Regions from separate parts of the Homo sapiens genome. Here all the other regions are linked to region 4. Evidence: chromatin loops called from intact Hi-C (ENCODE). Cell type or tissue: MCF 10A. All regions are shown on one strand.

Region 1 (2,500 bases), 94 kb before region 4:
GCATCTCTTCTCTCCTTTATGCCTGTTACCCTGCTTTATTTTCTTCACAGCACTTACCACTACTTGACATTATATCATATCCCTTTGGTTATGTGAAAGAGACTTTGACTGTATCTATAATATTTAAAGAACTGAAGTGAACATAAAATGCTTTTTAATTCTGTGGTAGATGTATGTATTTTTATAATATCATTCTATTTTGTGTGTTTAAAATACTTTTAAACACAGGTATCTACCAGGTACGGTGGCTCACGCCTGTAATCCCAGCACTTTGGGAGGCTGAGGCGGGAGGATCGCTTGAGCCCAGAATGTCAATGTTGGAGTTAGCCTTGATCGCATCACTGCACCCCAGCCTGGGCAACACAGTGAGACCCATCTCAAAAAAAAAAAAAAAAGTATTTTTAAAATATTTAAAACATAGAGCACAAAATAAGTGTATGAAAACATTTCCTAAAGTGTGCTCACAGAACACTAATTCCTTAGATGATTAAATATGTTTGGAAAATATTGAGCTAAATAAGCTAAACAATTTTATTTACTGCAAGATTTCTGAGTCTTTTATAAACTATTGTTCTCCCAAACCATTTTTCATGTGTTGTTCTAAAAGAGAAATATATAATTTAACTAAGAGATGTTTTCTAAACTTACTTGATCTCAGAAACTTTTTTTTCTAAGAAGTATCTAGTGGATTGTTATTCCACGGAACACATTTTGGGAAACAAATAATTGTGGTGCAGGGGGCTTTTTATGCCTTGTTCACCACTGTACTCCCAATACCTACAAAGCATCTGAGACATAGTGGATGCTCATACAGATTTGTTGAATGAATGAATCACTGATTTGATACTGCTATTTCAGCCTCTTGTCAGGGGGCTAGACTACATAACTTTTCAGTCTCTTCTAAAGTACTTTAGTACTTTAGAACCACTGGGTGAGATTTCCATAGGGCAGCAAAAACAGAGTGTCAAGGGTCTGACAGAAAGCAGCTGAAATACAATTTCAGTGAAATTCCAAATCCAACCTAGCTCACAGTTAAATTACACATCTTCAGTCTCTCCATACTTCTCTTTCTCTCTCTCTCTCACCTCACTCCTGTCTCTCCCTCATCCTCTCACCCCCTCTTACGCCTGCTTCTTAACAAGAAACAGATCCATAAATTCAGGACTGAGATTGGTTTCTGGAACTTAAACTAAGGCTGTCAGAGAGATACCAGCCAACTGATGTGGCACACTGGACCACTAGATGCCACTGTGCTCCTCAGAAACACACCTGGGGCACCTCTCCACCTGCCGCTGCCAAGATCAGATCCCACAGGTGGAACTCAGCATGGGGGTCAAGCCCTCTGCCAAAGCTGCAAGCCTCAGGCATGGTTTGTTTGTGCTGCACCACAGGGTGGTTTGTGCTGCAGCAGGAGAGAATGCACACGCCTGTAACATTTTGAGTTATTTGAACTTTCCTTTCTCCTTTTGTCCCCATGCAGTGCTTTTGTGCTGATGGTCCTTATGTCAGGAGGAACAATTTTGAAGCTTCAATCAGAGAGACAGAGTGGTAGATACAGCACAAGGGCAGATCCACCTGCCTAAGCCCCTCTGGAGGCTGGGATGCAGAGGAGGAAGGAGGAGGTGCAGAAGCAAAGCCTTGAAAATACTGTACTTCTGGTGCTGACGGCCCCATTCCCCTGAGGCCTACTGGAGCTCACCATAGTTACTGTAAGCAGTCATTCTAAGTACTGATTGCAGTGCTTATCTCTGCTGAAGGGCCAGCACATTTTTTAAGTCACAGTGTGGCTTTGGATTTAGGGCTTCATAAGAAGGTTAGGAGTAAGGATGCTCAAAGGACCCCACTGTTGAAGGGCACTCTGTTAATACATACCCACCTGCATTTATAAGTGTGTGCTGGCCATTCACCCTCAAGTTCAGTACCAGGTTTCATGGTGTCCTGAAGTCTTCAGCTTAATTATTATAATCAGTCATCATTCATTGAGTGCTTACTATGTACTAAGAATTGCACATATGCTATTTTATATAATCCTCACAACAATCCAATGATGTAGGTACTAGTTATTTTACAGAAAAGGAAGCCAAGATCAAAGGTTAAATGATTTGCTCAAGCTTACACCGTAGGGGTAAGGGGAGATTTAAACCTAGGTCTGACTTAAAGGCCCAGTCCCTTACCACTATGCTATTCTTCCTTCATTGTTAGGCTCCACACACCTTACCTTCTAAAGGCCCTCAACACCTCCATGCCTGTAAAGCAAAAGTAGTCTGGCTTTGTCAAGGGTCAGGAGACACTGCTAGGAAACCTGCTCTCTGAGAACAGATGGCTCAGACGGTGAGAATAATTTCTTTCAGGGTGATTGGGAAGGACATGGGCAAGGGAGAGGAGCATCTGTAACCAGGAAGGAACCAGGACATTATCTCTTCCTGTGGCCTGAATCCTACCCTGATATGCTGAGAGAGGTTTGTCCTGTTCAATTCCATGAGCTACTGTTCATCAGTGA
Region 2 (2,500 bases), 120 kb after region 4:
TTATTTAACACAGGCAGGCAGGCAGGCAGGCAAGCAGGCAAGAAGGAAGGAAGGAAGGAAGAAGGTAGGAAGGAAGGAAGGTAGGAAGGAAGGAAAGAAGGAAGGAAGGAAGGCAGGCAGGCAGACAGGCAAAAAGGAAGGAGGGGGGAGGGGAAAGAAAATGAAATAAAACCCTGTCCATTAATGAGAACACTCTGTTTTTGCCTCTGTCTTTCAAAGACATGGGGAAAATGATCTCATTCAACCACAACAAAGATTTATGGAGTGCATATTAGGTGCCAGATGCTGATATGGAGTGGAGGACACTACGAATGAATAAATGTAGTCCCTGCTCTTGGGGGGTTAAATGCCTAAAGAATTATAGAGGTTTGAACCTCCCCAAAATGTCTGTCTTTCCCCCTATTTATCAGAAGTTGAGATAATTTGATATTTTATATGATTCTTAAGAGTCAAGCTCTCACCCTCCACTAGGAATACACACACACATACACACACACAACCAAAATAATCATCTTGCAATTTCTGAGGGTTGACAGATATTTCCTTATAACTTAAATAAATCTCTCATTTTAAAAGCTGTCCCTCTGGACTAAAAAAAATCTGATTTAGAAACTTTACCACAGTCAATTCATATCATTTACTTTGTAAGGAAAAAGTCTTCATGTTCCTCTTCTATATGCAGCCCTTGCTCTGCTGCAGCCGCAATATCCCGGTGAGGCTACCGGGAGGTCATTCAATCCACTTCCTTTCCACGGGGAATGGCTGGGAAGCTTTGGTTAAATGAGTGGTCCAAGGTCACATGGTAACAAATTCTGGCCCAGAGTCCTAATCTGAAAACCCTAGTCTTTTCCTCTCTCTGCTAGCATACACAGGCCCTCATTGGTCTGAGAATTAGCAGAACAGAACCCATATTGTTGAAGAAATTTTCAAATAATCAGCCACTGACTACAGCCCTAACATCCCCTTTATATATATATATATATATACCAAACAAACAAACAAAAACCCTAAGCAACTCAATCAGGAGAAATTCTTTTTAAGTTTCATTTACATGGATAAGAATCCTAAATCTTACCTATCTAGCACATCATGTCAAAAAACTACAAGTTAACCAAGCAAGAATTCTGTGAAACTACCTGGTCAGACCAGCAGAGCTGAGAACAGTGCCCTGGGCATGCAGGGTTAGGGATGTTCTGTATTTGGGATGCCCTGTACTTGCGATGCAGTGTTACCACCTGGGATAGGGAGGAAGTGAGCCTTTTTTAGACACTGTATCTTTGATAGTCCAGGTGATTTGCCTACACCCATCCAATGCCAACTGCATGTAAACTGGGGTGACTTGTTAGTTCCTGGATGACAAGGGTATGACCCAAGATGGGCAGACACACGGACTCTTTCTCACCAGGGCCTCTGGCAGACATTTTCCATGTATCAAAGCTCAAAGCAAAGTTCTTTTACAGCAAAGAAGACCAAGCAGTTGTCACTGAGAAGAAACCTGATTGCTCTCCTTGCAATGATCCTTTCAGCACTAAATATCTAATCCCATTGTAAGACTGAGAAAGTCACCAAGTGTGTTGTATTGCAGCAGGAAATCTATTTGAAGACAGTTTTAATAACAAGATAAATAGAAGTTCCAAAGGGTAGGAAAGGATTTCCTTAAGTGAGAACATAAATAACTCATCATTAAAATCTGGGTATGATGGAAGCTTGGCTGAAAGCAAGACTCTGGATTGGCTAGCTCAGAGGGAGTTCTCAAACCTCCCTGTAAAACTTTTTCACAGATTTCCTGTTCATGAGACTTGGGGTGGGATTGGAGGTAGCAGCTATAATTTATGAAAGGATCCAGGATCAGAAACTTAGAAAATCAGATCTGGAGACCCAACTTAAGTGTAGTTATTGGCTAGACTGTCCTCAGGGACTGCCCTGGTGATGTACACCAGGACTTTGTGTTTCTGTAATGTGCTTATTGCATAATATCTATTAGCTGGTGATTTTGGTTCCTTTTTTTTTTCTAAATCATGCTCCTGTTTTCATATATTATGAGCAAAGTGCTGTTATCTGAGAGTATCAGCTGACTCAGACCATTCAGTTCAGGGATTCCTCTAGGCTCCTGAGTAGGGGCTTAGATAGGGCAAATTCTGATGGTCTTACAAGGGAACCCCAGTCCTTCATGTCATAAGAGCATCTCTGCCTATAGCTTCATCTGATCTCAACACAGAGAACTAATAAGGTAGGGACATGGCATGATTTGGACTTCAGGAATATTACTTTCCTAGTTGGAAGGATGGATAATAGGAGCAATATTACAGTCTAGAAAACATGTTACAAAGATATTGCAATTGACCAGGCTAGAGAGAAAGAGGAACTGAACAGGAGAAATGACGGAGAAGAGATATACATTTGAGTAATAGTAGGAGGTAAAGTCAGTATCCTTGGTCATTCACTAACCATAGTGGGTGAAGGAGCAGAAAGACTCTGTGGTGACTTCAAAGAAGGATCA
Region 3 (2,500 bases), 110 kb before region 4:
TAGAAAGCAGGTAATTAATACCTACTTCCTGACCATGTTGGCTGCTTCTACTTGACAGAATTAGGTTGTGTTATTAAGAAGGTGAATGTAGAAACAATGATTGAATGAAATGTAAGAAAAATTAAGGAAATGGCTTAAAAACGTAGAAAGGAGTAGGTAGGGTGTAGGTGTATTATCATTAGTAATAATAGATTATAGTAGATAACTCTGTAATGCTGCATTAAAACTACATACAGAGTACATGGTTCAGAGAATACCCTTTCTGAAAATTTCTACTTATTAAGTCCCATGTGAACAGTTCAAAATTTTAAATTCTAAAAAAGTGCTCATTTTACTTTTCTACCCAGGATATATGATTTTGATGGCATTTTAAAAAAACGACTTTCCTCTGTTTTCCATCCCCACATGTATAAAGTTATGATTTTGAGCTTTATTTTTCACCTCCGATGCTTACAGTTTGCCTTCCTCTGTGAAGCTGTTCATGAAATGCCCGTTCTTCCCTAGCACTGTGGTCACCAGATGTGATGCTCTGCACACAGAGCTGGATGAGATCAGCCACACAGGAGGCCCCATTTGTGAAAGCCATGGGGCACGCTCAAGAATAGCACCTCCATTAATTATTCTGTTGTCAAACTGGTTAGCCAAATCAACCTTGTCCTCAGTAGCACATGTTCAAAACCTATTTTGAACAAGTGTCATTCTTAAAGAAAATCATTTCTAAATGGAAAATAAAAAGTTCTCCATGCTAAATGACGAGTTAATGGGTGCAGCACACCAACATGGCACATGTATACATATGTAACAAACCTGCACGTTGTGCACATGTACCCTAAAACTTAAAGTATAATAATAAAACTAAAAAAAAAAGTTATCCATGGCCTAGACAAATCAAAAAAGCATGTGACACTATATGACATCACATTTCAATTTCTTGTAGAAAGGAACAAGAGTAGTTTAACACCAGCAGCATTCATATGCAGAGAGCATCATAAGTACATGTACATACCTAGATCCAGGACCAGCCAAATAACATGGATCCTTCACAAGACCAAAGCCACTGTCTTGCCCCAAAAGCACATCCTTGAAACACAAGAAAGGCACAGCATTACTGCCAATAAACGGGTGTTTAAATTTACCAAGAGGGTGGAGGTAAAAAGGAGAAGGAACACCTATTTACTGGCAACCTACTATTGTCAGGCCACGTGGTGGCACTCTTACATAATCCCATGGCATCGATGCAGGAGATAAGCCGAAGATTTAAAAAAAAAAAAAAAAAAAAAAAGCAGAGTCAGAATTTGAACTTCAGTCTGTCTCACCAGGTGCCTCCTCTAACAAGGATGTTTCCTAACTAAGAGAAGTCTCCTAACGATTATCTCTGGAGTTCAAAACAACTGCTAAACTTGAAATAGGATAACGAAGACAATGAATTCAATGGGCCAAACTTTTCAAATGGCAATAGGGAAATATGAGAGATGACGGGAAAGGACAGTCTATTACATTTTGCAAAAATCTCAAATGTTCCTAGTTACAATTAGTGAAGATATGAATTTGGATTGTAATCGGGTGCAATAAATTCTAGGAAAAAGTTCACTCACATGTGAGATCAATAACTCTGGGGCCTTTTCAGGGGTAGTTGTTTTTGTTTTAATGAGGGTATATACTGGAGTCCTGAAAGGGTTGTCAGTTTTTGATAGTATACAGTTTGGTCCCTGTGATCAGGTCCATGATGAAGATGATGATGTTGCCATTGATGATAATATATTAAACTCCCAATTATTTATGACAGGAGACAGGCAAAAACCAGAAAAATTAAATCCATATATAATCTCTAACTTAATTTCAGTAATTTATTTTGCCATTTAACCCTGCCCAATGGGTTAACTGCTCTTCACCCCGTTCCTCATTGTTTTTGTTTAGTGGTTGAGAAACTAATAAGCAATAGAAAGGGTCAAAGGTGGGAGCAGGCAGAAGAAACAAACCCCTGAACATTATTAATAATTGCAGCTACCGGTACTGGGTATTTACTGTGTGCCAGACACTCTGCTAAGTACCTTGCACCAACAAATTATATGCCTGGAATATTAGGCACTTGACTTTTTTTTTGTAACTTAATCTTTATAACAATTGGAAGCAGGGTATGTAATTGCAGCTCAGCAAGGTGACATATCTTGCCCACAGTTAAGTAAGTGGAGAAACTATGATTCAAGCCATGATCTCTTCAAAGCCCAAGGTCTTGCCATGGAATCTTTATAGGTTGAATGGCAGCTGGGCTGGATGTAATCAGACTTGAATGGCTTGAGAAAAATGAATTCCATGTGTTCTGATTCACTCAAATATCACTGTAGGGAATGAGAATTCCTGCTCTCCATGAAATTTATGGTCCTTTAAAAGTCTTTTCCCACCATTTTTCCCTATGTTGACAAGAATGTGCTACTTTGCCAATAATTAATTGGAAAAGCCTAGGTCCCATGTGAGCGCCTAACCCAGTAAAGTATAAATA
Region 4 (2,500 bases):
TCTCCTTTTTTAAGCTGCAGATTCACCAGCAGCAAGGAGCTAGAGAGACACCTGGGGTGCTGGCTCCCAGTTTCAGTGAGATCATCCGGCTTTTGGGCATTTTGGCTTGCACAGCTGTATCTCCCATTCTCCATCTGTAGAACGGCAATGATGCCAACCAGCTCAGAGACAGAGCAAGGGCTGGTGAGCTCATAGCTGGAAAGGATGTACCCAAGAACAAAACAATATTATGAGGCAAAATTCTGATTTTATGGTCCCTCAATAGCAAGTCTCATACTGTTTCTGGCTTTTCTGCTTCTGTGATTTTGCCACATTACTTCCAAGGAGGAGGTCTGAATAATTAGTATGACTAGTCTTCTCAAGCACAGGCTCCCATATTTAGAATGGATTTGGCACCTGGCTGTGGCTGGCTGCTAATCAAACACGCCAGCAGGTGAGCGTGAAGAGCACCTGGCTTAAAGAAGCACTTCTGACGCGGGAGAGCATATTTTAAAGTGTCACTCAAAGCTGGATTCAATTACATGACAAGTTTGAAAAGAAATCATGTTACAAAATGAGAAAGCGATCTTTATGCTTAAAGATGCAGAAATCTTTGCAGATTACAGCTAACGACACACGTAGACACACACACAAAGACACCAATGAATTATTTCCCTCACCCCCTCACAGGGTATACAAAACAAATTCTTTGAGCGTGAACTATGGGGGTCTCTTTAGAAGAAAACTCCCCCTTTATCTGCTTGTAATAATCTGGCAGCTGACAAAAATGTTAGCAACATAACACAAGAGAGGAGCTAAAATCTAAAATAAACACCATTCAGAAAGGAAAATAGCAAAACCAATGTATAAGCAAAATTATGGTTACAAGAGTAACCATAATTACTCTCGTATTATAACTTTCTAACATAAAAGTGAACAAGCAGACATTATTTTGAGTTTTAAAAAAGAAGTTTGCAGAAATAAGATTCCTTTAGGGAAAACGTCGTCTAACCTAAAATCAGCCCAAAGGTGACTGGAAGAGGCAGTCAACATTCATTTTATTCTTGTGTGCCAAGTAAGAACTTCCCATTTACTTAACGGGGGAAGGAAGAGTAACGCTGTAGTGGTGTCTTCACATTTGCCCCTTCTCCCCAGAAAACTTTACCCAGGAATACTGGCTAATAGGAAACACAGGCCCATGAAGCCCTCACTTACATGTTTCGTTGTCTTCTTGAGTTTTGGGTCCCAAGTCTGGGAAGCATCAGAGCCAGGCAGCCGCCCTTGCTTACCACCATATCCACAACAGGCCAGCAATGAGATTGGCATGGGAGAGGAGGGCAGCCCAGAGGGAAGAGGAAGAGGCTCTTACTCACCACGCACTCAGAGCTGGCACTGGTTATAAAAACAATAGAACTCCCCCGTGTAGGTGCACCTCCCAGCCAACTTGCCTCACCACCAATTTGCAGCAATAGACCTTGCTGTGGGCATGAAAGGGAAGGGAGCTGGGATGTGGGGATGTGGAAGAAACCCCAAGCACTTTTTGGAGAAATATTCATTTCAGGGTGGCTTTTGTGAATCCAGAGGCTCTTCAGAGGCTATCTACCTCAACAGTAGGTAGCAGGGAGTGATACATGGGTTTATTAGGTACTCAGTAAGTGGCTGTGGATTGTTCCATTGGGGTTATTTAGAACATCCCCTTATAACTAGAGCTAGTCTACTGAGGGACACTAGCCAAAGATTGAGCAGTTGACTTGTGACTGCCTCAAGGGGACTGCCTTACCATGTCTGGGGGATAGCGATTCTCTCTCTCCCCAAAGCTCACTTCGGTATCTACACGGTTAAGGGCTTACTGGTCCGTAGGAGTTCTTGGTTGGTCTGTGTCATTCGAGACTGAATGCCCCTCCCTTCCCAAGAGGTTAGGTCACTTTTAGGGTTAGCAAAAGTTTTAGGGTCTTCAGAAGTAGTAAACAAATCACCTCTCTTGATCTGATCCGCATAGCACTCATTCCCTAGGGTCAGACTGCAGAGGTATCGGAGGAAGGAAAAGATAAGATGGGATCATTTCATTTCTATCTTGCTCTTGAATTTGCTTGAAAAATATTAGCTACCTTGCCTTATTCCTGAAGGCCATTTTAGAGCTTTGCAGATAAAGGCACAGGAAAAAATAAAAAGGAATGGTCTTCCTGGATGAATTATGCTATTTAAAGTTTTGAACCCATTTGGTCTGCTAGCTTTGTATGCCAGAAAATTAACCTTTAACTAGATCCTTTTGAAAGAATATTTTGACTAAAAAAGAAAACTTTTTGTAAAGACATGAGGTCTCACTCTTTCACTCAGGCATAATGCAGCAGTGTGATCATAGCTTACTACAGCCTTGAACTCCTAGGCGCAAGCGATCCTCCTGCCTCGCCTCCTGAGTAGCTAGAACTACAGATGTGCACCACCACATCTGGCTGATTTTTTTTTTGTTGAAACAGGGTCTTGCTATGCTGCTTACTCAAAATATTTTATATTTTTACTT

What was found. Peaks named below come from ENCODE experiments on the same cell type or tissue, not always from the same donor. Only the 100,000 strongest peaks of a DNase experiment are listed, where the experiment ranks them.
Region 1: a loop joins it to region 4, with 4 times the contacts of the local background. A loop is called at or near these places in 4 of 110 quality-filtered maps.
Region 2: a loop joins it to region 4, with 3 times the contacts of the local background. A loop is called at or near these places in 4 of 110 quality-filtered maps.
Region 3: it touches region 4 in a loop (4-fold over the local background); 7 of 110 quality-filtered maps call a loop at or near these places.

The regions. Positions count from the first base shown.
Region 1 is chr4:76,732,409-76,734,908 of GRCh38, reverse strand. The region is part of intron 4 of SHROOM3 (shroom family member 3); the gene reads right to left. All of the region lies in intron 2 of SHROOM3-AS1 (SHROOM3 antisense RNA 1), which reads left to right. Among named protein-coding and RNA genes, the nearest start is that of SHROOM3-AS1, 69 kb to the left of the region's middle. In MCF 10A, a CTCF peak has its summit at 1,251 (motif pointing right); a DNase peak (open chromatin) is centred at 1,278.
Region 2 is chr4:76,516,108-76,518,607 of GRCh38, reverse strand. The region is part of intron 1 of SHROOM3 (shroom family member 3); the gene reads right to left. Among named protein-coding and RNA genes, the nearest start is that of MIR4450, 56 kb to the left of the region's middle. In MCF 10A, no CTCF peak of the experiment used is centred here; no DNase peak of the experiment used is centred here.
Region 3 is chr4:76,747,597-76,750,096 of GRCh38, reverse strand. SHROOM3 (shroom family member 3) reads right to left here. Exons shown (of 11, transcript NM_020859.4): 6 at 1,007-1,080. The region is part of intron 1 of SHROOM3-AS1 (SHROOM3 antisense RNA 1); the gene reads left to right. Among named protein-coding and RNA genes, the nearest start is that of SHROOM3-AS1, 54 kb to the left of the region's middle. In MCF 10A, a CTCF peak has its summit at 1,189 (motif pointing right); a DNase peak (open chromatin) is centred at 1,206.
Region 4 is chr4:76,638,337-76,640,836 of GRCh38, reverse strand. All of the region lies in intron 2 of SHROOM3 (shroom family member 3), which reads right to left. The region is part of intron 2 of LOC105377290 (a long non-coding RNA gene); the gene reads left to right. Among named protein-coding and RNA genes, the nearest start is that of MIR548AH, 64 kb to the right of the region's middle. In MCF 10A, no CTCF peak of the experiment used is centred here; DNase peaks (open chromatin) are centred at 406 and 1,356.